7 separate regions of the Homo sapiens genome follow, and all the other regions are linked to region 4. The links are chromatin contacts, found by Hi-C or POLR2A ChIA-PET in ENCODE. All regions are on one chromosome and are shown on one strand. The core of a region is the stretch at or near the end of the contact, and the rest is flanking DNA. Distances in the headings are between cores, read along the strand shown.

Evidence for each region. Hi-C counts contacts between places; a loop is a spot of excess contacts on that map. ChIA-PET counts read pairs that join two places held with the same protein, here RNA polymerase II (POLR2A). Pooled maps may share reads with other maps.
Region 1: a loop to region 4 is called in a pooled map, with 4 times the contacts of the local background. The contact joins the promoter of GPN2 here to the promoter of STX12 in region 4. A Hi-C loop is called at or near these places in 7 of 50 pooled maps.
Region 2: a pooled map shows a loop between it and region 4 (5-fold over the local background). The contact joins the promoter of SFN here to the promoter of STX12 in region 4. A Hi-C loop is called at or near these places in 2 of 50 pooled maps. POLR2A ChIA-PET finds 5 or more read pairs at or near these places in 2 of 52 experiments (GM12878 and HEK293T).
Region 3: a map of ascending aorta shows a loop between it and region 4 (13-fold over the local background). The contact joins the promoter of TRNAU1AP here to the promoter of STX12 in region 4. A Hi-C loop is called at or near these places in 2 of 168 maps with a recorded cell type or tissue (ascending aorta and naive thymus-derived CD4-positive, alpha-beta T cell) and 9 of 50 pooled maps. POLR2A ChIA-PET finds 5 or more read pairs at or near these places in 2 of 52 experiments (activated CD4-positive, alpha-beta T cell and activated naive CD4-positive, alpha-beta T cell).
Region 5: a loop to region 4 is called in a pooled map, with 7 times the contacts of the local background. The contact joins the promoter of SNHG12 here to the promoter of STX12 in region 4. A Hi-C loop is called at or near these places in 8 of 50 pooled maps. POLR2A ChIA-PET finds 5 or more read pairs at or near these places in 8 of 52 experiments (CD4-positive, alpha-beta T cell, CD4-positive, alpha-beta memory T cell, GM10248 and 5 more).
Region 6: a map of naive thymus-derived CD4-positive, alpha-beta T cell shows a loop between it and region 4 (15-fold over the local background). The contact joins the promoter of GMEB1 here to the promoter of STX12 in region 4. A Hi-C loop is called at or near these places in 1 of 168 maps with a recorded cell type or tissue (naive thymus-derived CD4-positive, alpha-beta T cell) and 7 of 50 pooled maps. POLR2A ChIA-PET finds 5 or more read pairs at or near these places in 1 of 52 experiments (Caco-2).
Region 7: a loop to region 4 is called in a map of CD8-positive, alpha-beta T cell, with 20 times the contacts of the local background. The contact joins the promoter of YTHDF2 here to the promoter of STX12 in region 4. A Hi-C loop is called at or near these places in 1 of 168 maps with a recorded cell type or tissue (CD8-positive, alpha-beta T cell), 1 of 37 single-sample maps with no recorded cell type and 6 of 50 pooled maps. POLR2A ChIA-PET finds 5 or more read pairs at or near these places in 1 of 52 experiments (activated T-cell).

What each region holds. Positions count from the first base shown.
Region 1 is chr1:26,888,310-26,891,971 of GRCh38, reverse strand. GPN2 (GPN-loop GTPase 2) reads left to right here and starts at 1,689. Exons shown (of 5, transcript NM_018066.4): 1 at 1,689-2,286; 2 at 2,847-3,003. The coding sequence starts at 1,876. It overlaps GPATCH3 (G-patch domain containing 3), which reads left to right. Exons shown (of 7, transcript NM_022078.3): 7 at 746-1,484. The coding sequence ends at 962. RefSeq lists enhancers at 1,346-1,615, 2,126-2,295, 1,651-2,528.
Region 2 is chr1:26,861,248-26,865,350 of GRCh38, reverse strand. It overlaps SFN (stratifin), which reads right to left and starts at 2,202. Exons shown (of 1, transcript NM_006142.5): 1 at 895-2,202. The coding sequence starts at 2,138. The coding sequence ends at 1,392. RefSeq lists enhancers at 1-153, 364-493, 1,638-2,517 and a silencer at 2,387-2,536.
Region 3 is chr1:28,551,000-28,554,953 of GRCh38, reverse strand. TRNAU1AP (tRNA selenocysteine 1 associated protein 1) reads right to left here and starts at 1,869. Exons shown (of 9, transcript NM_017846.5): 1 at 1,817-1,869; 2 at 1,217-1,314. The coding sequence starts at 1,843. RefSeq lists silencers at 563-857, 1,790-1,929 and enhancers at 2,080-2,139, 1,863-2,157.
Region 4 is chr1:27,770,526-27,774,652 of GRCh38, reverse strand. It overlaps STX12 (syntaxin 12), which reads right to left and starts at 1,434. Exons shown (of 9, transcript NM_177424.3): 1 at 1,228-1,434. The coding sequence starts at 1,345. RefSeq lists enhancers at 597-1,097, 1,295-1,444, 1,098-1,598, 1,565-1,714 and a silencer at 975-1,184.
Region 5 is chr1:28,581,523-28,585,349 of GRCh38, reverse strand. It overlaps SNHG12 (small nucleolar RNA host gene 12), which reads left to right and starts at 2,367. Exons shown (of 6, transcript NR_146382.1): 1 at 2,367-3,260. RefSeq lists an enhancer at 3,200-3,827.
Region 6 is chr1:28,667,253-28,670,888 of GRCh38, reverse strand. GMEB1 (glucocorticoid modulatory element binding protein 1) reads right to left here and starts at 2,105. Exons shown (of 10, transcript NM_001319674.2): 1 at 2,050-2,105. RefSeq lists enhancers at 864-923, 974-1,023 and silencers at 1,554-1,843, 1,854-1,963, 1,994-2,133.
Region 7 is chr1:28,734,912-28,738,589 of GRCh38, reverse strand. It overlaps YTHDF2 (YTH N6-methyladenosine RNA binding protein F2), which reads right to left and starts at 1,650. Exons shown (of 5, transcript NM_016258.3): 1 at 1,443-1,650; 2 at 908-932; 3 at 252-331. The coding sequence starts at 1,469. RefSeq lists enhancers at 1,044-1,153, 1,036-1,934, 2,254-2,303, 2,834-3,678.

The DNA.
Region 1 (3,662 bases), core at 440-2,939, 880 kb after region 4:
ACTTTGGGAGGCTGAGGCGGGTGGATCACGAGGTCAGGAGTTTCAGACCAGCCTGATCAAGATGGTGAAACCCTGTGTCTACTAAAAATACAAAAAATTAGCTGGGCACGGTAGTGGGTGCCTGTAATCCCAGCTACTCAGGAGGCTGAGGCAGGAAAATCGCTTGAACCCAGGAGGCAGAGGTTGCAGTGAGCCAAGATGGCGCCACTGCACTCTAGCCTGGGTGACAGAGCAAGACTCTGTCACAAAAAAAAAAAATTAGCTGGGCATGGTGGCATGCGCCTGTAGTCCCAGCTACTCTGGAGGCTGAGGCAGGAGAATCGCTTGAACCCAGGAGGTGGAGGTTGCAGTGAGCCGAGATCACGCCATTACAATCCAGCCTGGGTGACATAGTGAGACCCCATCTCAGAAATAAATAAATAAATAAAGTAAATCTGACTTTTTTTTTTTTTTTAAAGAGTAAGCCCTAAGGCTTAACAAGATCATTCATACCCTTTGTTGGAGGAGTTTGGACTTGATGGTTACTATTAGGAAGTCTGTAGTGACAGAATGAAAATTTTATATGAGGCCCCTTCTTGCTGGCACTGTCAATGGATAGATAAGAGGGCTGGAGAACAAAGACCCAGATTTAAAGCCTCTGTCTTTGGACAAACCAGATATGTAGTAACTACTTCCCCGTCCTCTCCCAACCCCTTTAACTGGAGTTTGAGAGCAGCCTTCTCACTGAGAGCCCGTTTTTATCCAGGTACCATGGAGAGAAGCTACAGCCATTTGGGCAACTGAAGAGGCCCCGTAGAAATGGCTTGGGGCTCATCTCCACCATCTATGATGAGCCTCTACCCCAAGACCAGACGGAGTCACTGCTCCGCCGCCAGCCACCCACCAGCATGAAGTTTCGGACAGACATGGCCTTTGTGAGGGGTTCCAGTTGTGCTTCAGACAGCCCCTCATTGCCTGACTGACCGGGTTGGGGGCTTCCTTTCATAGCTACATGATGAAAACCCTCTGCCCTGGCCTCATCTACCACTGAAGCAGAAAGGAGTCTGGGAGCAGCAGTCTTCGTGGCTGGTTCAGGGTGTTTTGTTCCGAGCCTGCCTGCCTGCCGGTTCTATACCTCAGGGGCATTTTTACAAAAAGCCCCCTCCCGTCCCCTCCCCTTGGATATTAGGGGTAACGACCGCTTGTCTTTGGTCTCTAACCCTAATCTCTGGGCTTGCCCTTTGCCTCCTGCAGAACTTTGAAAAGCTGGGTTGAGTGAGGCTATCAGCACAGCCTTCCTTGGGGACTCTGAAGGTGTCCCCACGAAGGCCAGAAAGGGGGAAAGGGACCTGGGCGAGGAGAGGATTTGTGGTGCTTGGAAGAGCCGGCCTTGGGTGGGCCCTCCACCGCCTCTACCCTCACTGGGTGGGACTGCCAGCGGAGAGTCCGCGGGAGGTGGCTTGGGTGTGCGACGTCACGGAAGAATAAAGACGTTTACTACTGGAGCTCCCTTACTTTTCTAATTCGAGTCTGAAGGTTAGAGAAATTCCGAGAGCGATTTTCCCGCAAAGACCCCACATTCGACCCACTACCCGCGAGAGAAATGCGGCTGCGCCGCCCGCCCCTCGGCGTCTAGCTTCGTCCCCGCCGTGAGGGCGGGACTTCCTCTCGTTGGCTCGCCGTTTCCGACGCTGTCCGGAAGTCGAGTTAGTCTAGTTAGTATCGGCCTGTTATCTCCTTTTGCGCGACACGGTCTCAGCTGTTCCGCCTGAGGCGAGTGACGCTGGCCGCCAACGAGGTATACGTACTGGGACCCTCGCCCTCAGTCTCGTCTCCGGCGCGGCTACCTGCCCCGTTTTCCCTGTGAGTTGACCTGCTCCGGGCCGCGGGCCGCCAATGGCAGGGGCCGCTCCGACCACGGCCTTCGGGCAGGCGGTGATCGGCCCGCCGGGCTCAGGGAAGACCACGTACTGCCTGGGCATGAGTGAGTTCCTGCGCGCGCTGGGCCGGCGCGTGGCGGTGGTGAACCTGGACCCGGCCAACGAGGGGCTGCCGTACGAGTGTGCCGTGGACGTGGGCGAGCTGGTGGGGCTGGGCGACGTGATGGACGCGCTGCGCCTGGGGCCCAACGGCGGCCTGCTCTACTGCATGGAGTACCTGGAAGCCAACCTGGACTGGCTGCGTGCCAAGCTCGACCCCCTCCGCGGCCACTACTTCCTCTTCGACTGCCCAGGCCAGGTGGAGCTCTGCACGCATCACGGCGCCTTGCGCAGCATCTTCTCCCAAATGGCGCAGTGGGACCTCAGGGTGCGTCTCAGGGCGGGGAGGCCCATTTTGCGGATGGAGTAACTGAGACAGGGAGGACAGACGCCACGCCCCCATGTCACACAGGGAGGTAGGGGCTGGGTCGCTTTGGAGTAAAACAGGCATGAGTTCAGAATCTGGCTCTGCTACTGACTGGCTGTGTGGTGTTGATAAGTCAGTTCATCACTCTGAACCTCAGTTTCCTCACGTGTAAAATGTGTTAGTAGCCAACTTGGCGATTTTGGAAGTATGGAAGGGGTTAATGTCGAAAGTGGCATGGAGATTGTTGTAAATTGGTGGGCAAAAGTAAATGAAAGAGTGGAGTCAGATGCCATGGGATTTAAACCCCTTGCCCACTGGGAGGCTCAGTGCAAGACCTCTTGTAAGAAAAAAAAAATGACTCCTATTTCCTGGGAGAAGGAAACCAGGGTGGTTATTAGAAAGAAACAGAGGCAGGAGACTAATGGGGAAAGCTTCCCCTCTGTCCTCAAGCCCTCATTCTCATGAGGGAATGCTGATCCCTGTTTCTCCAGGCCACTCTCACCCTGTCTATTCCCTCCCAGCTGACTGCCGTCCACCTCGTGGATTCTCACTACTGCACAGACCCTGCCAAGTTCATTTCAGTACTGTGTACCTCCCTGGCCACCATGCTGCACGTGGAACTGCCCCACATCAACCTCCTTTCCAAGATGGACCTCATTGAGCATTATGGGAAGCTGGGTAAGAGCTTCTGTTCCAGGCGAAGAGCAGGGCAGCAGCTGGGCTAGAATGAAGCAGACATCTCAGCTGAAGGTAGCTGCCTCTGGTGCCTTGCGTGGTCTGGTGATAGTAGCCACAGGCAGGTTCTAACTCCTGCCCATTTATTTTGTGCCACTCTGTGCTAGTTACCGTTGTAGATTTTGGAGACAAGAGAGCTACAGATGGTGTTAGGTGTTACAAAGGAATTAAAGTGATACGACAGTGAATATTTGGGAGTGAAGTGAGTGAGCTTTGGAGTAAAACAGGCATGAGTTTAAATTCTGGATCTGCCACTGAATCATCGTGTGGTCTGGGTAAGTCAGTTCATCTCTCTGGACCTCAGTTTCTCACTTCTGCTCTGAAGCAGTGGCATCTGAGCTGAGACATGAATGGTGAGAAGGAGCCAGCCAAGGGAGGACTGTTCTATGCAGAGGCACTAGTAGGAATAAAGGCCTTGTCTTAGTCAGTTTGTGCTGCCATCACAAAAATACCATAGACCAGATGGCTTAGCCAATAAATATTTATTTCTCACAGTTCTGGAGGCTGGTAAGTCCAAGATCAAGACACAAGCCGATCTGGTGTCTGGTGAGAGTCTGCTTCCTGGCTCCTAGACAGCCTCCTTCTGTCCTCACAGAAGGAGG
Region 2 (4,103 bases), core at 953-3,452, 910 kb after region 4:
GTGAAACCGGGAAAGCTCCGCCCCTCGGCGCTCAGCGGGCGGCGGGGGCGCCTCTCAGTCAGTCAGCGAGTCGTGGTGTCCGCCAGGCCTGGCGGGCGGCGGGAAACTCGCCGCGCGCGTTCCGCCGCTCACTTTCCCATTGGCCAGTCAGGCCCCCGGGGCGGTACCCTGGGGCAGCTCCCTCCTGTGATTGGGCGGTATTGGCCTCGGGCCCCGCCTCCAGTCCAGGGCTGCGAAGGCGGGACGGAGCAAGGCGGCTGCAGGTTCCGGCGTGTTGCTGGCTGCAGAGAGCTCAGGCAGCGGGCTCGGTAGGCACAGCTCCCAGCGGCCCTTCCCACCCAGCTCGTCCTTCCTCCCCTTCAGCCCGTTTCCTTTTGTCTCCATCTCCGAACTCTGTGGGACGTGACCCTCTCCTAAGATCTAGGCTTTTTTGGCGGCGCTATACCCCTTCCTCAGATCGTACTCCCCTCCGCTGAGATCTGAGCCCTTGATGAAACTGTGACCCGCCTGCAAATCGGGTGCTCAGTGCCGCTCACTACTGCGGCGCTGTCCTTAGATCTCACGCCGGAGACTTCACTATTTCCTGCCCCGCTCCACCAGAGCTCGTCAGCCTCCCGCGCCGTGGCTCCCACTCACCTCCCCTCAGCCCGGCAGAGGAGCCACGGCGCCTCCTGTGGGTTCACCCGACCCTCCCGGTCCCGTCCAGTTTGACTGGGGCCGCCGTGATGGAGAGAGCCGGACCCCGGCCTCACCTGGACTCAAAGTCTTGCGTGCGGGCCACTGAGCCACCTAGGGAGTTCAGGGCCCTAACTCAGAGGTCCAAAGTCAGGGTCTCTAAGTCAGATTCCAGTCCCACTCCCAGCCCATCGCCAAGAACTGGAAGAGAGACAGGAGGAGTGTCACAGGGGAACTTTATTGAGAGGAAACATGGTCACACCCAGCAGACATGCTTTCCCTCAATCTCGGTCTTGCACTGGCGCGCGCGCACACACACACACACACACACACACACACACACACCCATCTCCAGCCCCTGCCACTGTCCAGTTCTCAGCCACAAGGCGGGACACTCCTCAATTCCTACGATCAGAGGCAGCAGGGGCAGGAGGGAGGCAAGAGGAGGGGAGAAGTAGCCTGGTCCTGGGGTCGGGAGGAAGCGGGTGCGGAGAGCAGGGGTGGGGGCATGACCAGTGGTTAGGTGCGCTCAACAGCTGCAAGAAGAGTGGGATCCCCAGCCCCAGGTGGCCTCAGCTCTGCCAGTCCCTCTCCACGGAGCCCTTTGGAGCAAGAACAGCGCCTAGGGGAGAAGGGTGGGGCCTCCCACCCCATACTAGTCCTCTCGGCAGGGTGGGGGACTGGAGGGGGCAGGGCGGGGCGGTGGCGGGCAACACTCAGCTCTGGGGCTCCTGGGGAGCCTCGCCCCCCTCTTCCCCGGCGTTGTCGGCCGTCCACAGTGTCAGGTTGTCTCGCAGCAGCTGCATGATGAGGGTGCTGTCTTTGTAGGAGTCCTCGCTGAGGGTGTGCAGATCAGCCATGGCCTCGTCGAAAGTGGTCTTGGCCAGAGAGATGGCCTCCTCGGGGCTGTTGGCGATCTCGTAGTGGAAGACGGAAAAGTTCAGGGCCAGGCCCAGGCGGATGGGGTTGGTGGGCGGCATCTCCTTCTTGCTGATGTCCATGGCCTCCTGGTAGGCTGACCGGGCTGAGTCAATGATGCGCTTCTTGTCGTCACCGGTGGCCACCTCGGCCAGGTAGCGGTAGTAGTCACCCTTCATCTTCAGGTAGAAGACCCGGCTCTCGGCGTCCCCGGCCTCCTTGATGAGGTGGCTGTCCAGCAGGCCCAGCACGGTGTCGCACACGCCCTGGAGCTCAGTCTCCACCTTCTCCCGGTACTCACGCACCTCGGGCCCCTTCTCCTCCGAGCCCTCCTCGTTGCTTTTCTGCTCAATACTGGACAGCACCCTCCAGGCAGCCCTCTGGCCGCCCACCACGTTCTTATAGGCTACTGAGAGCAGGTTTCGCTCTTCGCAGGAGAGCTCCTCGCCCTTCTCCACGGCGCCTTTCATGAAGGCTGCCATGTCCTCATAGCGTTCGGCCTGCTCTGCCAGCTTGGCCTTCTGGATCAGACTGGCTCTCTCCATGGCTCTGGGGACACACAGGCGGGCGGCGGGCTAACTGCTGCCTGGGACCAATGCCGGACTCTGTGTCTCTCCTGCTCTTGGCCTGCCTTTTGGCTGGGTGGCCAGGCCCAGAGAAGGGTGGGGAGGAGCAGGGGGCGGGACCAGGGCCCAAGACCTGCCTCCCTCTCCTCTCTTCCCCACACCCTTTCCGGCTCTGCAGTAAAGGTAAAAAGGCTGGGATGTGGGGGTGAATCATCAGAACAGTCAGCAGGAGAAATCTGGGCGTGGGCCCCACCTGCACTGGCACCTTTCCAGGCTCCAGGCTGCCCCCTCTTGTTCGGGGCTGGCATCACATGGCTGCCCACATCAGGAAACGGCTTCTCAAATCAGATCCACTTTCACAGTGCCCTTCCAGGGGCTAAGGACGGCTTTAGCCCCTGGCTGCTTCAGCCTCGACAGAGCCCATAAAGGTTCAGGAGGATGGGGTTCCTAATCCTGCCAGGTAACTTCCCCCCTTGGTTCAGGTGAGGATAACTCATGTTTAGGTAGGGCCATGGAGTTTCCCAAGCACTTTCATATTCACGATCGAATTTAATCCCCACCATGTCTCTGTGACACACACAGGACCATAGAGATGGGAACACTAAGTCTCAGAGAGGGGTGAGATTTGCTCAAAGTCACATAGCCACCAATTCCCTGAAACTCCTTTCTGCACCCTCTTCCTTTAGCTTTTCTCCCATTGAGGCCTCTGACCTATGAGCTCCAGACTGTGTTTGGAAGTGAGATCCAGGCTCCTTCTCAGTCTACCTGAAGATGGTTCCATCCTCCAGGCCTCATTCCCCCTCAGGGTCCCCTCTGAGCTCCCAGAATGCGCAGGTGGCAGCTTTCAGAGTGCCGCTTAATGAAGTGTTTAACAAGCAGCCTCTGAAGCTCCAGCCCAGCCTTTGTAATTAGTCACCCAGTAGGTTTGTTGGACACATTTCCCATCACTACACAATTTTCCCTTTCAAGTTGGTGGCCTGTTGCCACTTGTTTGAGGATTTACCCTCTGGCCCTCCACGCCAGGTCACCTGCCCTCTCCAAGCCACATGCCATCAGGTACCAGCGGGGCTCACAGAGGGTGGGGTCCAGCTCCCCGGCTGTCCCACTTTCCTGCCTGACTCAGACTGCTCTCTGTCTGAGGCTGGGAAGCAGTCCAGTTTGATCCCCCAGGGGGGACGCTAGCAACCTGGGGAGAGAGAGGACTGAGAAAGGGAGGTGGCAGTGACACATACCATTCTGTTTTATGGGGCAGCAATTCCAGCTACGTGATGCCTCCCCCAGCCTGTTTCTCAGAAGTTTACTTGTTCTTTCCTTTTTTTTTTTTTTAAATAGAGAGCAGATCTCACTACATTGCCCAGGCAGGTCTCAAACTCCTGGGCTCAAGCGATCCTCCTGCCTCAGCCTCCCAAAGTGCTGGGATTATGGGCATGAGCCACTGTGCCTGGCCTGTTCCTTCCTTTTGACCATTGCCCCATCTCTGACCCCTGGCAGAGTCCTCAGAGATGGAGACCTCTGTTGCCAACGTTCTTTCCCTGCTTGCCGGAGCCCTGGCCTCAAGTTTCATCAAGAGTTTCACCTAAGGGTGTTGGCATTGAGCCTATAGGGATGGATTCCTGCTTATCTGCCCCACCCATAGCCAAAGCTTAGATGGGGCTCAGAGGTAGGGCTCCCTTCACTGGGATTCTGCCGACCTAATAGTTGAGCCAGGATAATTTCACAGGCCTGTGTCTCCCCCAGCTACTCTGAGTGTCTGAACACTCATCTTCCCTCCTGGAGGGAGGCTTAGGCCAGAACTCTGGGGACCAAAGACGAGATCCTTCTCTTTGCCACAAGGAGGAGTAGGGACATGTCTGGGCTAATGCTACAGGGTTTCCAAGGAAGTAAAGGGGATTTTAAGTTTGACGTCCCAAAGATTTTGCTCAAATCAGAGAACTGACACAGAAA
Region 3 (3,954 bases), core at 620-3,119, 780 kb before region 4:
ACAATTTTTTAAATGAATGGCATAAGAGTTAAGGGCCCTCATGAGCTTTCAGGATAGACTCGAATTCAAGTCCTGACTTGTTATTTATTATAACTCTTTTTTTTTTTTTTTGAGACAGAGTCTCAGCTGTCGCCCAGGCTGGAGTGGAGTGGAGCGATCTCGGCTCACTGCAAGCTCCGCCTCCTGGGTTCACGCCATTCTCCTGCCTCAGCCCCCCAAGTAGCTGAGACTACAAGTGCCCGCCACCATGCCCAGCTAATTTTTTTTGTATTTTTAGTAGAGATGGGGTTTCACCGTGTTAGCCAGGATGGTCTCAATCTCCTGACCTCGTGATCCGGCCTGCCTCGGCCTCCCAAAGTGCTAGGATTACAGGCGAGAGCCACTGCGCCCGGCTATTTATTGTAACTCTTCAAGTTATTAAGCCTCTTCATAATAGTATTTACCTACCTCAGAAGTTTCTGAGGTTTTAAGGAGATAATGGATGTAAACTGCTTATTACTCAGCAGATCGTAATCTGACTATACTTACTGAGCATATGCTATATGCCATACACTGTCCTAATGATGAATGTGAATTAACTCATTTAATCCTCACCATAACTCTAGGAGGTAGGTGCTGTTATTTCCATTTTTATACTCAAAGTGAATGAGACAGAGCAGTTAAGTAACTTACCCAAGGTCATAGAGTAGAAATAGCTTTCAAACCCAGTCTCGCTTGAGTCCTGCGTTTTTTGTTTTTTTGTTTTTTTTTTTTTTGAGACATTGTTTTGCTCTTGTTGTCCAAGCTGAAGTACAGTGGCACGATCTCAGCTCACTGCAACCTTCGCCTCCCGGGTTCAAGTGATTCTCATGCCTCAGCCTCCGGAGTAGCTGGGGTTACAGGTGCCTGCCACCACACCCGGCTAATTTTTGTATTTTTAGTAGAGACGGGGTTTCACCATGTTGGCCAGGCTGGTCTCAAACTCCTGACCTCAGGTGATCCACCCACCTCAGCCTCCCAAAGTGCTGGGATTACAGGTGTGAGTCACAACGCCTGGCAAGTCCTACCCTTAAGCTACATGCCATCCTTCCACTCATTGGGACCTCAAAATGTTAGCTGTTATAATTTTACAGTGACTATTACTAGGGGTAGTGAGAAGCCATGACTACGATGTTTACATTCTCGTACATGACAGCTGCAACGAGATGTATTAAGAGAGACCTGAGATGAGACTTACCCAGTGAGGCGGTTTCGGATAATTTTGACGCTCATTACGGTCTCCCCCATGGTGGCAAAGGCTCTGGAGATGAAGTTCTCATCCATGTAGGGTTCCAGCTGCGTAAAAACAAGAGCACAGCGGCTCAGGCCGGCGGCCGGGCTTCCCACTCCGGGTTCCAGAGCCCCTCCCGTTCAGCCCAGGGCTGGCTACGCGCCGCTGGGGGAGCGAGGGGCGAGGTTCGCCTCCACTGAGCGGCCTGAAACCCCAGCTCTTTTGGTTCAAGCTTGCCCCGCTTTAGGGAGCCTCCCCTTGGACCTAGAAACCCCACTCCTCCGGTCCCAGAACAGCGCGCCTCAGTCCTTGGATTGCTCCCATTCTATGTCCCCAAAGCACCACCTTTCCCTCCCACGAACCCAGGTGGGGCCCCAGGACCCCTAGCCTCACGGACTCAGCCTCTTCACTTAGATGCTGGAACCCGCTTCTGTGTCACCAAAAAGAACCCCCGTCACACGTCTCCCCTTTCTGGGATCCCAAGTCCCCTCCCACTCAGATCCTTCCTCTCTCGCGAAACCGAGATGCTTCCTTGTCTTCAGACCCCGGACGGCTGCCCTCACTCACGTCGCCCATCCACAGGCTGGCCGCCATACCCGCGCACCGGGGTGGGGCTTTGCGGGCGGGGCTCTGCGGGCGGGGCTCGAAGGCCCGCGCGGGCGCCAATCCTGGCTGCGGAGACCGCTACAGAGCATGCGCCTCCGACGGCTTCTGCGCAGGCTCCCGAGCGCAGCGGCCCGGGTCGGGCAGTGTGTTCAGCTCCGGGTTTTTCCTGCAACCCACTGGGCGCTAGGCTTCCGGATCGCGGTGGGCGGAGTTCAGGCTGGAATGGGGCGGGCCAGATACCACCTGGCCCAGGCGGCTGGGTTACTTGGGTTTATTTCTGACTTTATATATTTAGAAAACAAACAAAACTACACACACACACTCGTCTGACTTTATATAGAAAACAAAACCACACACACACAGACACATATAATTACAACATTAATATATGCTCGTTAGGGCTGGGCACGGTGGCTCACGCCTGTAATCCCAGCACTTGAGGAGGCCGAGGCGGGCGGATCACGAGGTGAAGAAATCGAGACCATCCTCGCCAACAGGGGGAAACCCCCTCTCTACTAAAAGTACGAAAATTAGCGGGCGTGGTGGCGAGCGCTGGTAGTCGCAGCTACTCGGGAGACTGAGGCAGGAGAATCGCTTAAACCCAGGGGGCAGAAGTTGCAGTGAGCCGAGATAGCGCCATTGCACCGCAGCCTGGTGACAGAGCAAGACTCCATATATATACATACACACACACACACACATACACATATATATACACATATATACACATATACACACATAATACACATATACACATATATACACACATACACATATATATACATATATACACACACACACACACATATATATGTATGCTCGTTACTTGGGTTAATTTCTGACTTTACATATTTAGAAAACAAACAAGGCCGGGCGCGGTGGCTCACGCCTGTAATCCCAACACTTTGGGAGGCCGAGGTGGGCAGATCACGAGGTCAGGAGATCGAGACCATCCTGGCCAACATGGTGAAACCCCGTCTCTACTAAAAATACAGAAATTAGCCGGGTATGATGGTGTGCACTTGTAGTCCCAGCTACTCAGGTGGCTGAGACAGGATAATCACTTGAACCCGGGAGGCAGAGGCTGCAGTGAGCCGAGATCGCGCCACTGCACTCCAGCCTGGGCGACAGAGTGAGACTCTGTCTCAAATTAAAAAAAAAACAAAAAACAAAAAACATACACACGTACACACACACACAAACACACACATAATTACAACATTAATATATGCTCGTTGTAAAAAACTGCAGATACAAGTGCATCCAAAAAAGTGAAAATATCCCTCCGGACAACCCGGTTCCACTACCTCCCTATTGTTACCAGGGGTTCTTAGGCTCTCAATCCAACAGAAATTAACATGAGGCCAAAAAAGTTTTCCCAGACAAGTCTTCATTGGAGCTTATGCCTGGGTATAAGGGAGGCAGCACAAGAGAGCGAGAATTCCCTGACTCTCCGAAAAGAGCTGGTTGAGATGTTTTATTGGGCAAAGCACGGAAAGTGATATCAAGTGTAGGGTTTACAGGCTGGGCAGGACAAAGCTCATGAGGGTGGGGTATGAAGGTCAGCATATCCTGTTGTAATGATTATCTTTTTTTTTTTTTTTGAGACGGAGTCTTCCTTTGTCGCCCAGGCTGGAGTGCAATGGCACAATCTCGGCTCAGAATAGCTAGAATCTAGCCTCCTGGGTTCTAGCTATTCTCCTGCTTCACCTCCTGAGTAGCTGGGATTACAGGCGCCCACCACCAGGCACAGCTAATTTTTGTATTTTCAGTAGAGACGGGGTTTCACCATGTTGGTCAGGCTGGTCTCGAACTCCTGACCTGAGGTGATCCACCCACCTCGGCCTCCCAAAGTGCTGGGATTACAGGCGTGAGCCACCCATCGCGCCCAGCCAATGATTATCTTTAGTACTGGGCTACCTGGTAGTTTGGCTGTCAGCAACAAGGCTGTAAATGAAGTTTTCAGCATTTCTTCCTGAGATGAGACATTCCACAACCTTGGTTGGATAATTTGGATCTCCTAAGGCCAGATCCTAGAATTATTTTTATTTTATTTATTTATTTATTTATTCAGTTGGTCAGTCATTCTGAGAGAGGGT
Region 4 (4,127 bases), core at 185-2,684:
GCACAGTGGCTCACGCCTGTAATCCCAGCACTTTGGGAGGCTAAAGTGGGAGAAGTGCTTGTGCCCAGGGGTTTGAGACCAGCCTGGCCAACATAGCAAGACTTCATCTCTACAAAAAAGAAAAATTTTTAAAAGTTTAAAAACGAAAGCAAAGTGACACTCTTTAAAATATAGAATATAATTGTAATTCAGGACTAACTAGTTCTACCTATTAACAGAGTACGCCAAGCTCACAAAACAATAATAAACAACAAGGATGATGACCACCATTCTTTCCAAGTAAAGCTGCTGCTGATCTCCTGTTTATAAGGCTCCAAGATGATTTTCAAGCACAAGAAACACCCTGTATTTGACTCATTCAGCTACAGTTTCACTCAGACCCTAATGGGGAGGAGGGAGTTTTAAGACAAGCAATAGCATTCTGAATTCCACCAACAACTCTACCATGCCTTACTTGCTATGTGGTTGTGGCTAAGTGTCTTAGCTTCCCTGTGTACCAGATTTGTTCAAGAGCAGCTAAGTAGGGAAGGAAAACAAAAGCCTCATCTGCCTGAAATCCAAAAATACACCCCAATTATTTGTTACAAAAGACAAAATAATGTAAATTGAAATGCTGTTGGTGAATTCTCTTTATTAAAATGAAGTCATCCCACCTTTCAAATACCAGTCATTGTGTCTGATTTCCGAATTCATTACAGGAAGAACTGTGTATGAAGTCACCCAAACACATGCACTCTCCACTTCCCTTAATTGAAAGTTGCTGATTTCCGAGGAGCCAGGGGCTGAGCAGAATGTAAACCTAAAGGCTAAATCAGTAAACAACCCCATCCAAACTGGTCTAAGAGGAAAGCGAGGTGGGTGGGGAGGAAGGTGGGTGACAGGAGAAACTCGGCTGACCACTGCGCCAAGTCAACGCACTCACAGCTCTCGAGGTGACACACACTCCCCTTCCCACCCTCGGGCTGTCAAGTCGGCTGTTTTGGTCCCAGCACCGTGGGGGCAGAACTCCAGAGAAGCAGCTCAAGCTTCAGCTGGGGCCGGGGACCCTCGGGCAACCCGGGCCTGACAGATTGGGGGATGGCAGCCCACCGCCCCCAGGGTGGACAGCCCGAGACAGCCCCAGGTGTGGCCTCGGCCGTAGCCCCAGCCGGGCCCTGCGTCCCGGCAGCCTCACCCAGGCCTGTCCCCGGGACAGCTCCCGCCCCCCAGCTCGGTACCCCGGCTCACTGGCTTGGCTGATCCGCTGGATGTTGCCGCTGCACGTCTGGATGATGCTGCTGAAGTCCCGGAGCTGGGGCCCCGAGGGCCCCGGGTTCCGGTACATGTCTAAGGGACCGTATGACATGACGAGGAGCTGAGACCTGCTCGCTCTACACCGCTCTCCTACCGGAAGCAGCCGCCAGCCGGGACCCGCAGGCTGACGGAGAAACTGGGAAGAGCAAGGGCGGGGAAGGAGCTAAGGCTGCGTGCGCACTAGCCCCGCCCTCACGCGGCGCGCACGCGTCCTCCCCGCCCCGGTCCAAAGTGCGCAGGCGCCGCTGGGACTGGAGCTGGGACTGGAGCTGGGACTGTAGCTTAGAGACAGGACTCCCCGAGGCTTGGGGATGCAGGGCGGGGAGATGACGTCACCTAGTTGGGGCTGAGATTGGATGAGCTTGGGTGGAGGTGTTGTTTCTCGCCAGGGCACAGTGACAAGAGGCAAGAATTTTCGATTTGCATAAAACTGTACCAGATGATCTCAGCCCTTACATCCTATTCTGTTCTGAGAATTCAGGCCCAAATATGGGAGAATTCAACGTTGAAACTCAGACCCGGAACCAAATCGTAACCCGAAATTCCTCTCTACTTCCATCCCCAGGGCTTTGGTAGTGTTTGGGGTTTCCAAACCACTTTCATTTCTCCCTCCACCCCTCTTCTAATCTAAACAATAAAATAATGTTTATTGAGCACATACTATGTGAATCCTCACCGCAATTCACTTGTTCATAAGATTTTTCACAGCAGGGGACGATGCTCTATCTATATTTTTATCATTAGAATAGATAACGGAGAGTCGGTTTTTTAAATGTTGAAGTAAAGTAATTCATCAAAGTAAGCATTATTATTTTCCCTCTTACCGATGAGAAAATTAAGACCAGCGAGGTTAGTTCGCCTTGCTGAAATTTGACTGCAAAACCCAAACGCTAAGCTGACTCTCTCCTCACCTCGCTACTTCTCTAAAATTCATTCTCGTCTAAATCTCTCCCAAATAGCTCGTTCATCTATATCCCAAGCCGGGATATCTTGGAGAACTAGATTCCTAAAATTTAAAAATCGTTCCCTTAAGTAATTTGGAATGCATGACCTCAATGTTCCCACAGAAAACTGCATTTTTGTAAGCCTATGTTAAAAGGAAAGACATAGGATTTTGGTTTGGGAGGAGATCAAGATAGTGAGAAGTGAAGGGGAACTGGCTGCGTTTCCTGTGTTCTACACCCCACCCCACCCCACCCCAGCCTGCTTTGTAGTCTTTGGAAAATGCAAAGACAGAAAGCTGCTTGCCTGGATGAAAGGAGACCCAAAGTGAATGAGCCTGTATATGGCCTTAGGATTTTTTCTTTATTTTATTTTTTTTGAGACAGGGTCCCGCTCTGTCACGCAGGTTGGAGTGCAGTGGCGCGATCTCTGCTCACTGCATCCTCCTTCTCCTGGGCTCAGGAGGTCCTACCACCTAACCTCTGAGTAGCTAGGATTACAGGCGTGCGCCACCACGCCCAGCTAATTTTTATATTTTTTGTAGTGTTGGGGTTTGGCCATGTTGTCCAGGCTGGTCTCAAACTCCTGGGCTCAAGCAATCCACCCACCAGCCTTAGGATTTTTTAAGGGTGACTATCTCTATTTTTCGTTGGAGAATTTATGAGAGCATTTTTTTTCCCTGTCTCTAGAAAGAGACGGATGACATTTGGGGACTCTTATTTTGGTTATTTTATTTTATTTTATTTTTGAGACAGAATCTTGCTCTGTTGCCCAGGCTGGAGTGCAATGGCGCAATCTCGGCTCAATGCAACCTCCGCCTCCTGGGTTCAAGCGATTCTCCTGCCTCAGCCTCCCGAGTAGCTGGGATTACAGGCGTGTACCACCACGCCCGGGTACTTTTTGTATTTTTAGTAGAGATGGGGTTTGACCATGTTGGCCAGGCTGGTCTCGAACTCCTGACCTCAGGTGATCCACCCGCCTCGGCTTCCCAAAGTGTTGGGATTACAGGCGTGAGCCACCGCACCCAGCCTGTTTTGGTTATTATTATAAAACCTTACCGTTTCTTAGAATCTGTAGTTTTATGTCAAATCTTAAGCAAGTCATGTAAATTGCACTTTTTTACCTATATAATAGTACTGATGATTTTTTTCATTTACATTTGACACTATTTAAAGTGAAGTTCAGTAAAGATATTTTTCTTTTAGGAATTAAAAATATTGTTTTCTTTCTCCATGTAAAATAAAAGTGGTTTTTAGGCTGGGCGCGGTGGCTCACAACTGGAATTCCAGCACTTTGGGAGGCTGAGGCAGGCTGATCATTGCTTGAGCTCAGGAGTTCGAGACCAGCCTGGGCAAAATGGCAAAACCCTATCTCTACCAAAAATACAAAAATTAGCTGGGCATAGTGGCCTGAGCCTGTAGTCCCAGCTACTCGGGAGGCTGAGGCAGGAGTGTAGCTTAAGCCAGGGAGGCAGAGGTTGCAGTGAGCATCTCTCATAGCAGTAAATCTGTGCCTTGCAAATACTGGATGTCAAACAAACATTTATTGAATTAACACATGAATAATAAAAATAATAATTTTATCATTGCTTAAATGCCTGTTAGGTGCCAGGCAGTATGAACACATTTTGTGTACGTTATCAGTAATCTCCAAGATAAAGCCCATCTGATAAAGACCACCTGTAGTCAGACAAAGTTAAGTTTATTAACTTGCTGCTGCAAGGGAAACTGCACACCAAAAGAATCATGGAGCATGTCACAAAACACAGGAAGACAGTGAGTTATTCCAGGATTTGGGGGAAAGAAATGTAGATAAATTTTTAAAGAAGCAGTGTTTTGATAGCCCCCAAACACACCAGGCTATGTGTAAAGGGATTATCATCAGGCCCCAGC
Region 5 (3,827 bases), core at 1,118-3,617, 810 kb before region 4:
TATGACCTTGGAGACCATTATGGAGATTGCCGTTTTTATTCTAAGTGTGTTGGGAAGTCATGGGAGATTTCTGAGCAAGTGAATAACATGATATAAATGTTTTTTAGGCCTGGCTCATGCCTGTAATCCCAGCACTTTGGGAGGCCAAGCAGGTAGGTCACCTGGGGTCGGGAGTTCAAGACCAGCCTGACCAACATGGAGAAGCCCCGTCTCTACTAAAAATACAAAAAATTAGCCGGGCCTGGGGCAGGTGCTGTAATCCCAGCTACTCAGGAGGCTGAGGCAGGAGAATCACTTGAACCTGGGAGGTACAGGTTGCAGTGAGCCGAGATCGTGCCATTGCACTCCAGCCTGGCAACAAGAGGGAAACTCCGTCTCAAAAAAAAAAAGTTTTAAAAAATACATGTTACTTATTTATTTACTTTTATTTTATTATTACTTTTGAGATGGAATATTGATCTGTTGCCCAGACTGGAATGCAGTGGCACGATCTCGGTTCACTGCAACCTCTGCCTCAGCCTCCCGAGTAGCTGGGATTATAGGCGCCCGCCACCATGTCTGGTTAATTTTTTATATTTTTAGTAGAGACGGGGTTTCACCATCTTGGCCAGGCTGGTCTTGAACTCCTGATCTCGTGACCCACCCGCCTTGGCCTCCCAAAGTGCTGGGATTACAGGCATGAGTTACTGTGCCTGGCCTTATTTATTTTTAAAGGCAGGGTCTCACTTTGTTGCCCAGGCTGACCTCCAGCTCCTGGACAGAAGTGATCCTCCTGTTTCAGCTTCCCAAGTAGCTGGACTACAGGTGATCCACTGCATCTGCCTTAATATAATATGTATATCTATCTATCTATATATACACACACATAGATATAGATAGATATATATAGATATATTTTTTGAGAGGGAGTCTCGCTGTATCACCCAGGCTGGAGTGCAGTGGCATGATCTTGGCTCACTGCAACCTCTGCCTCCCAGGTTCGAGCGATTCTTATGCCTTAGCCTCCCAAGTAGCTGGGACTGTAGATGAGTGTCACCATGCCTGGGTAATTTTTTTTTTTTGTATTTTTAGTAGAGATGGGGTTTTGTCATGTTGGCCAGGCTGGTCTCTAGTTCCTGATGTCAGGTAATCCACCTGCCTTGGCCTCCCGAATTGGTGGGAGCTACTGCGCCTGGGAGATATACATTTTTTCTTAATGGTTTTTTGACAGCTTTATTGAGGCATAATTGACACAGAATAAACTGCACAAGCCTGGGCGAAAAAGCGAGACTTCATCTCCAAAAAAAAAAAAAAAAGTTTAATAATTTTACTTTTTTTCTTTTTTTTTTGAGACGGAGTCTCGCTCTTGTCGCCCAGGCTGGAGTGTAATGGCTCCATCTTAGCTCACTTCAACCTCCGCTTCCCAGGTTCAAACGATTCTCCTGCCTCAGCCTCCCAAGTAGCTGGGATTACAGGCGCCTGCCACCACGCCCAGCTAATTTTTGTATTTTTAGTAGAAACGGGTTTTCACCATGTTGGCTAGGCTGGACTTGAAATCCTGACCTCAGGTTATCTGCCCCCTCGGACTCCCAAAGTGCTGGAATTACAGGTGGGAGCCACCGCGCCCAGCATAATTATTAAGCTTTTAAAGCGTAAACAAACGGCCGGGCGCGGTGGCTCGTGCCTGTAATCCCAGCACTTTGGGAGGCCGAGGCGGGTGGATCACGAGGTCAGGAAATCGAGACCATCCTGCCCAACATGGGGAAACCCTGTCTCTACTAAAAATACAAAAAATTAGCCGGGCGTGGTGGCGGGCGCCTGTAATCCCAGCTACTTGGGAGGCTGAGGCAGGAGAATGGCGTGAACCCGGGAGCGGGAGCTTGCAGTGAGCTGAGATGGCGCCACTGCACTCCAGCCTGGGCGACAGAGCAGCTCCGTCTCAAGAAAAAAAAAAAAAAGCATAAACTACAAAAAAAAAAATTGACTCTTAGACTTCATAAAAATTAAAAAACTTTTAGCAGGCTGGCTGGCGTGTGGAGACCAGACTGTCGGGAGCAACAGCAGGATCTGGGAGATAAGAGACTATTGCTATCATCTGGGTCAACGATTAGGGTAACATCAGTGGAAGGGGTAAGAAACAGTCAGATTATTGATACATTTTAAAGGTAGAGCACACAGGAGTTGCTGATGGCTTGGACATGTGATGTTAGAGAAAGAGAGGAGTCCAGGACCACAGGCATGCGCCCCCACGACCTGCTAAAGTAGTACTTACTTTTTATTTTATTTTATTTTTTTGAGACAGAGTCTCGTTCTGTTGCCCAGGCTAGAGTGCAGTGACGCGATCTCGGCTCTCTGCAAGCTCCGCCTCCCGGGTTCACGCCATTCTCCTGCCTCAGCCTCCCGGGTAGCTGGGACTACAGGCGCCCGCGACCACGCCCGGCTAATTTTTTTTTGTATTTTTTTTTAGTAGAGACCGGGTTTCGCCGTGTTAGCCAGGATGGTCTCGATCTCCTGACCTCGTGATCCACCCGCCTTGGCCTCCCAAAGTGCTGGGATTACAGGCGTGAGTAACCGCACCCGGCAGTAGTACCTACTTTTTAAAGTGTAAGCAAGGAAAGTTGGCCCGCACCTGTAGTCCCATCTACCTGGGAGGCTGAGGTGGAAGAATTGCTTGAGCCCAGTTGGTCGAGGCTGCAATGAGCCTTGATCACGCCACTGCACTCCAGCCTGGGCAACAGAACAAGACCCTGTCTCAAACAAAAAAGTGTATGTAAGAATAAAAATTAATAGATTAGGCACAGGATGGGTGTTTAATTCTCGGCAATCACCACTAAGTTTTCATACTGAGGCTTATTCATTCCATGGGCAAAACATTGCGCTATGTGTGGTGCCTGGGGTGGGCTCCAAATTCCAGTCCTCTCCTCGCTTGCGATAGCTGTGTGATCCATTCCTAAGTTTCCTTATTTGTCCACAGAGCGTACACAGGGTTTTTATGAAAACTAGATCAGATAATCAGACACAGTTAAAATAGCACGCGCTCAGTAAAATTACATATTAGTGGAAGAGACAAGCCTTGAATAAATCGCCTTTCGGGGAGTATGACCCCCTCCCCGAAACCCACTCAGGCGCTGCTCGCTCGCACGCCCACTGAGCTCGGAGCGGAGCCCGAGCCCTTTCCCAGCACACAGGGTTCATTTCCAGACTGAAAGACATCCCAGAGACAACTCCAGAGGCCAAGGCGGGTCGGCTTCCTGCGTGGGCCCAGCGCCGGGCACTGAAAGGTGAAGGCGCTTCTTCCGCTCGGAGGAAAGCCTCTGGCGGTTCTCGCTTCGCGGGCTCGGGATGGACACGCGCGTAGGGCTGGGGAGGTGACGCGCGGACAACGCCGGGGCGAGCAAACTACAACTCCCAGGCAGCTGTGCGCCACGCGGGCGGCCTACTGTCGGGTGTGGCCGCGAGGGGCGGCCTATATAAGCTCTTGCTCGCGGCTTCAGCGCCCTTTCTCCCCGCCGCATTCCCGGTGTCGACTTACTAGCTGCAAGCCTCTGCCTGCCTTCCTGCGCGCCGTTCCCCGCTAGTCGCTGCTGCTGGCGCGCACTCGCCGGGTTTTTCCTCCCACGGCCTCGAGATGGTGGTGAATGTGGCACGGAGGAGCCGGGCCTTCCAACCCGGTGGGCCCGAGCTCCGAAAGGCCCCCTCGGCAGTGAGAGGGGCGGGAGCCCGCGGGGGCCGCGCCCTTCTCTCGCTTCGGACTGCGCAACGCTGCGCTCTGGGCTGACAGGTGAGTGTTGCAGGCAGGCGGCCGGGTTTACGGAAGGGGTGGGGGTTTGGGAACCGGTCTCCTGGGG
Region 6 (3,636 bases), core at 856-3,355, 900 kb before region 4:
ATTTGCTGAAGTAAATAGGAACCCAAAAAAAATCATTTAAGTAAGATATTAAATATACATCCTTGATATAAGGCTCTCAAATTAGGAGACGGTGCAACCATTGAATAAGTTTCCCCCGCCGGGCGCAGTGGCTCACGCCTGTAATACCAGCACTTTAGGAGGCCAACGCGGGCGAATCACAAGGTCAGGAGATCGAAACCATCCTGGCTAACATGGTGAAACCCCGTCTCTACTAAAAACACAAAAAAATTAGCCTGGTTGGGCCAGGCGCAGTGATTCACGCCTGTAATCCCAGTACTCTGGGAGGCTGAGGATGTGGGATCACCTGAGGTTGGGAGTTCGAGACCAGCCTGGCCAACATGGTGAAACCCCGTCTCTATTAAAAATACAAAAATTAGCTGGGTGTGGTGGCGGGCGCCTGTAGCCCCAGCTACTCGGGAGGGTGAGGCAGGAGAATCGCTTGAACCCAAGAGGCGGAGGTTGCAGTGAGCTGAGATCGCGCCATTGCACTCCAGTCTGGGCAACAGGAGTGAAACTCCGTCTCAAACAACAACAACAACAACAACAAAATTGGCTGGTGTGGTGGCACGCGCCTGTAGTCCCAGCTACTCGGGAGGCTGAGGCAGGAGAATCGTTTGAACCCAGGAGGCGGAAGTTGCAGTGAGCCACCACTCCAGCCTGGGCGATAGAGTGAGACTCCGTCTCAAAAAACAAATAAATAAATAAATAAATAAAAAGGGTCCCCAAATGCACTTTGGTAACTATTAGAAGAGGCAAGGAGGAAGAAGATAATCCCTCAAGACTAGAATTATGTCTGACAGTCTCTTTTCCTAAAACCCGTCTTGATTGGCCTAAACAGACACCAATCAAGGCCCCATCTGTGTCTACTAGGAAGTGGTTTTGAGATTTCTCTCATCTTGAGAGAATCCAGGGCTGCGCCTGCTCTGCTGTCTAGGTCAAGACTTCACCCTCTTGTCTTGTGGATCATCCTCCAAAGACCCTCGGGTTGAGATTTTGCCTTCATCTCTCCTGCCCCTCAATTAGATAACACCTGGCCAATTCCTGTCATTTCAGAAAGCGGGAACACCTTAAGCATCTTTCCTCAACGATCTCTGCTTCTCTCAAAAAGATAGGTTTCTCCATCCCCTGACCGAGCGGGTTACTTTGTTCTCCACCTAGACATCAAGAGGCACCTAGACACCTTCCATCCCCTCAGGTTTGGACGCTGCTCTTTCGTACTTCAGGAGGCTCTAGGAGTCTTCCTACCACGCGCTCATCTGTGGGGAGACCTGGGCCTGCTCACTTCCCCTTAGAGCTCCTCTTCCTTCCCTGCCTTTGGAAAAAACCTGCCCTTTTTTCCCTTGTTCTGAGTGGCCGAGGCCTCTACCGCGCCCCTCGGGATAAGCTGGACTCTGCTCTCCTCAGAAGAACCCACTCTGTACTCTTGCTCTCCCGCCAAGGCTCCGAGAGGGTCTCCTCCCAGGCGGGCATCCGGGCTTCCAGCACCTATCGTCCCCCTCCCACTGGGCAGGACCCAGGCCTCCAACCAGCTCCTCATCCAAGGGCCCGGTGCTCCCCGGACCCCGCCTTTGGGGATACCCCAGGCTCCCCGGACCCCTCGATGGGGTCCTGGGCGCCTGGCCCTCTCAGTCCGGAGTCACTCCGGCCCCTCCTGGCCCCTGAGCCGAGTACTTCCGGGCCCCTCGGTCCGGGGGCGCCGGGGCCCCCCCAGTGGTGGACTCGCCGGTTCCCGCCGCCCTGGTCTGGGGCCCGAGCCCCGGCGGCGCGGCCGGCTGCGCTGGGGGCGGCCCGGCGGCTCGGGCGGACCCAGCGGCAGCGTCCCCCCACCCCCCCGCGGCGCCGCGACGTCCGCTCGCTCCCCGGCGGCGGCGGCGGCACGCACAGGGCGTGGGGAGGCGCCCGCGGAGGCAGCAGCCCCCCGCCCCCTGCGCGCCCGCCCGCCCTCGCCGGCCGCCGCGCGGCCCCCGCGCCCGCCCCCCCGCCCCCACCCCACCCCGCGCCCGCGCGCCCACCCCTCCCCCTCCTCACCGTCTCCGTCGGGCGGGCGGGCGGCGAGCGGCCAGGGCGGGCAGGCGACGGAGCATGCGCAGAGGCCGCCACGGCAGCTACCGCCACCGCCGCCGCCAGGCCGGGCTTCAACACTTCCGGCCGCCGCCGCCGGAGAGCTGGCGCCTTAAAGGGGACGCGTCCCTATTGCCGGTCCCACCGAGGATTAACCTTAGCCAAGGGATTTGGGCCTTACCTAAGCAGAATTCTTTCGCCCTTGAAAATCAGTGTTGGAAAGGTCGCTAGAGACCCCAGTAACTCTCCTTCCCGCACTCATAGATGAGGAAAATAGGCCCTAAATGAAAGAATCACCTCAACCACAATTGAGGGCCAAGCTAGCTTTCTCGACTCCTCTGGAGGACTCTACTCCATTTACCTCCCCAAATCCTGTTTTATGAAGTTTACATCTTATCGGACCCTTCAAGTTACAATCCAGCTATCAGTTTGCAATCAGAAGATCTGCATAGATCAGTAACTGGTCACGAGTCCTTGAGCAAGCCCTAAGCATTGTCTGACCCGTGCCTGTTTGCCAAGTTTTTCCTGCTTGTGAGTTTCTGGGTTGAAGTCTTGACTCCCCTGCTGGAAGTGTAAACGACTCTGGAGGAATTTCTTGACAGCTCTAAACCTGTTTCCGATAAGACATAATGTGAGTGCTAAAGAAGGTGATACCTGCATGAAAAGTGCTTCAGAGAGTTCCTGGGGTCAGTAATAGTAATTAACAAGTATTAAGACCTTTATTTTTTATTTATTTATTTATTTTTTTAGACAGAGTCTTGCTCTTTGGCCAGGCTGGAGTGCAGTGGCGCGATCTCGGCTCACTGCAGCTTCAGCCTCCTGGGTTCAAGTGATTCTCCGGCCTCAGCCTCCCGAAGAGCTGGCACTAGAGGCGCGCGACACCACGCCCGGCAATTTTTTTTTTTTTTTGTATTTTAGTAAAGACAGGATTTCACCATGTTGGCCAGGATGGTCTCAATATCTGACCTCATGATCCACCCGCCTGGGCCTCCCAAAGAGCTGGGATTACAGGCGTGAGCCACCGCGCCCGGCCGTATTAAGACCTTTCTATGGCCAGGTGTGGTGGCTTACGCCTGTAATCCCACACTTTGGGAAGCCGAGGCGGACAGATCACTTGAGACCAGGAGTTCGAGACCAGCCTGGGCAACATGGTGAAACCCCGTCTCTACTAAAAATACAGAAATTAGCCGGGCGTCGTGGCACGCGCCTCTAGTCCCAGCTACTCAGAAGGCTGAGCCAGGAGAATCACTTGAACCCGGGAGGCGGAGGTTGCAGTGAGCCGAGATCAGGCCATTGCACTCCAGCCTGGGCAACAGAGTGAGACTCTATCTCAAAAAACAAACAAACAAAAAGACCTTTCTATGGCCTATGGCTTGGTGAAGATGCTTCTGTCTTGTATAATCCTCACAGCAACCCTACTAAGTAAGTTTCTCTTTTTTTTTTTTTTTGAGACGGAGTCTTGCTCTGTCGCCCAGGCCGGAGTGCAGTGGCGCAATCTCGGCTCACTGCAAGCTCCGCCTCCTGGGTTCACACCATTCTCCTGCCTCAGTCTCC
Region 7 (3,678 bases), core at 401-2,900, 960 kb before region 4:
ACGTGTAATCCCACCTACTCGGGAGGCTGAGACAGGAGATTCGCTTGAACCCGAGAGGCGGAAGTTGGAGCGAGCCGAAATTGCGCCACTACACCCCAGCCTGGGCGTCAGAGCGAGACTCAGTCTCAAAAAAACAGAAAACAGAAAAAAGAAAAAAAAATGAATCCTCAGAAAATGGGATTTATTGGTAGAAGGCGGAGAAAGAATATACCACACCCTTCGATTAGATATGTAAATAGTTAACTACTCACGGGCCTTGCCTGTGGACTCAAGTAAGGTTCAAAATCATCATCGTTTAATCCATCCTTTTGATGTACAGATCCATTTTGTACTAAAGAAAAAAAAATTCAATTAGGAGTGTCCCAATCCTACAATCTTCCTTTCAAATTAGTTCATATATGCTAACCAGAGAAAAACCTTACTAGTTAACAAAGCACGTAAGATTGAACTTCAAAAGGGTAAGAGATGACAGTGAATGCTGAAGCGACAGTCGCCAGTGAAAATGTCCCCCTCCACCCAGAGCAAGTTGATCTAAAAAGGTCATTTTATTGGCTCCTCTGGATTTCCATTCCCTCCCGCTTCCCCTCCCCCATCACATGAGAGTACTTCCAGAGAGTGATCCACGAGGATGAAAAACAAAGGCCTTCTAAGACCTACAGGAAACTAAGGACCTGGAGCGTTTCAAAACCCAATCCACCCCCACCCTTAATGAATTACTCCTTGTTAGCGAAAAAGCTGTTCGCCAGCTGCAAGAACACACCGAAAGGGTCAAAATACTTAAGTGTGCGGCACCTGCGAACTAAGCGGCTTCCGAAAGGTCCTCCGCCCGGGGCGCTTCCCGGAGACCCCGCCCCCACCGCCCCGCGTCCCCCTCCCGGCTCAGGGCCACCGGCGGAGCGGGACTTACCTTTGTTTCCTTGACCTTTTGGTCTCTGCAGGGGAAGGAAACGTCGCCGAGCAGCAAGTTGTCCAAAGGAGAAATGGAAAAGGAAGAACAAATTAAGGCAGGGCCCGAAGGGAGAATAAAGGAGCAGGCCCGAGGGGAGGCGTCAGGAATGGTAGTGAGGAAGAGGCTGAAAATGGGAGGCGGGGGAAAGCGCCAGGCCCGTGGGGCAGGGGAGAAAACGCGGCAGACGCGCCACCGGCGACGCGAGGAACCCAGGGCTTTAAGGAAGGGGAAGGAAACAAGGAAGGAAAACGAGGCCCGCCGAGAGAAGGGAACGCGGCGCGGCCCGGCCCGTGGGCTCCGAGGCCCGAGGAGAAGCGGGAAGAACAGGCTGAGGGAGAGGCGCCGGGCGCGGCCGGCCTGAGAGGCCCGAAACCTGGCCCGCAAGAGACGACGCCTCGGCTCGGCTCGGCCTGCCCAGGAGCGGCGGGCCCGGGCCTAGTCGGGCTCCTTCTCGCCTCACACAATGGCCGAGGCATGCGGGCCGGGCCTGTACCTGCTCCAAGAGGCTGCTGGCCGACATGGCTCTCAGATCCTCACGGGCGGCGACGGCGGCGAACTCTCCTCAGCGCGGCGGCGGCGGCAGATGAGCCCCGTCTGCGGGAGCAGGCGGAGGCTTTTGTCCCTGACACTCGGGGGCCTCGGCGGACGCAGCGGAGACACAGCGCGCGGCTCAGGCTCCGGCTCCGACTCGGCGACGCTCTAGCCCAAGAGCTCAATGCCCGTCTCTATGCTTTTACGCGCGCGCCCGCCCCCCACCGCCTAAAGCAGAGCGCCGAACAGCGGAGGCGGGCGGCGCGCGCGGCGCGAGCGCTGACTCTCACATTCACTCACCCACGCGGAAGGGGCCCGGCGCGAAGAACCCCGGGAAGGGAGAGGCCGGCCGCTGCGCCCTCTGGCGGATTGGAGGAGCGGAAGCCGTGCTCACGGCCTCCCCGCCCCCACCGCCCCAGGATTAAGGCCTAGGGGGTTTGGGACGACCAGGGTCGCACCACGAGGTTTCGACTAACACCTGGAAAGACTAGCTCTGGCTTCAGAAGAACGACAAAAGCCGGTTTCTCAGTGAGGGAGGGGCCTCCGAAGCCCGCGAGACCTTAAAATGAACCTGCCTTCCAGCTGCAAGTGATACCCCACCCCCATCTGGGAGGTAACCCGACCCCTAGGGAGTCACACAGTCCCCAGGGAAACTTCATGGGGGCCCTGTCCGGGAGTGACCCGCCCCCGCCCCCGCGAGGGGCTTGGTCATCCTCTGTTAGCCGACTACAGAAAGAGTACCCAGAGAGCAAAACACACACCGAAAGAATCCAGTCTCCCGCAAAAGAGATTCACCCCTTAGCATTGCAGGAAGGAGAATCTACAATTTATTTTCGGGGAAATCGCTGGCCCCAAGATAATCTGTTAAATTGTGGACTTTATTTCCAAGAAAAATACACCTCATGCATCTACACAAAACTTTCAAGGAGTCCGGAGAACCTATGAATCTTAAGGACCTCAAGAGGGAAGCAAGGAAATTAACATTATTGAAATACCAGCTGTGGGCCAGGCTTTGTTGTTAGGTATTTTCAAACACATTAAAGTCTTTCGACAACTTCAAAATCGCTATCAGTCTTTCGGTTTTTTACGACTGGAAAAACAGAAAGCTTAAGTAATGTGCCCAAGTTTACAAAACTATTAAATAGCCAGGTGTATCTGACACTAACATAATGGTATCTCTCTACCCCTACGAGACTCTGTATTAGGGAACCAGAATATAGGGGAGATGCAAAGGATGGGCAAAAGTATTTTCAATCAGAAGCAAAGCCAACTCATGCAGGAATATTTGATACTAGGAAAGCCCATCTAATAGCTTTTGTTATTGCAAGTACGTCGTGGTAAACAGGTAACTAATGCACTAATTGTCAACCTCGTACTATCCACACGCTGGATATAGGAGGCTTGGGTGGACTCGGTAAAATAAATAACATGGCATCTTGGATTTAACATCATAATTTGGTCAAAGTGCTCAAAGCACTTTTTTTCTCTGCCCATAATCACATTTATGGTAGGAATGAGTAAGGTCAGGCACCAAAGGTGAAGGACTTTTAATGGAGACAGTAAAATGTCAAGTCTGGGAGCATAGATTCCATCAAGGGAATAGAATAAACCTAGTAATACTTCTTTTTAAAGATACTCGGCTACGGCGGGCGCGGTGGCTCATGTTTGTAATCCCAGCACTTTGGGAGGCCAAGGCGGGCCGGATCATGAGGTCAGAAGATCGAGACCATCCTGGCCAACATGGTGAAATCTCGACTCTACTAAAAATACAAAAATTAGCTGGGCATGGTGCCATGCACCTGTAGTCCCAGCTAATCGGAGGCTGAGGCAGGAGAATCGCTTGAACCCGGGAGGCAGAGGTTGCAGTGAGCCGAGATCACGCCATTACACTCCAGCCTGGGCAACAGAGCGAGACTCGTCTCAAAATAAATAAATAAATAAATAACAAATAATAATAATCAGCCACTTAGCTCCATGGCCCAGATTTATGTATAAACTGTAAGCGGTTGCCTATACTTACCCTTGGAGGCAACATGGCATTGTAAAAACAGCATTAGACGAGAAGTCATATGCTGGGAGACAAAGGGTCTAAATAATGGTTTCCCCACCCAGATGTGCAATACTGGGTAAACAACTAAAACCTTTCTTAGATTCCCTCATTTGATAAAGGGGATGATGGATAATGATACCTACCCAAC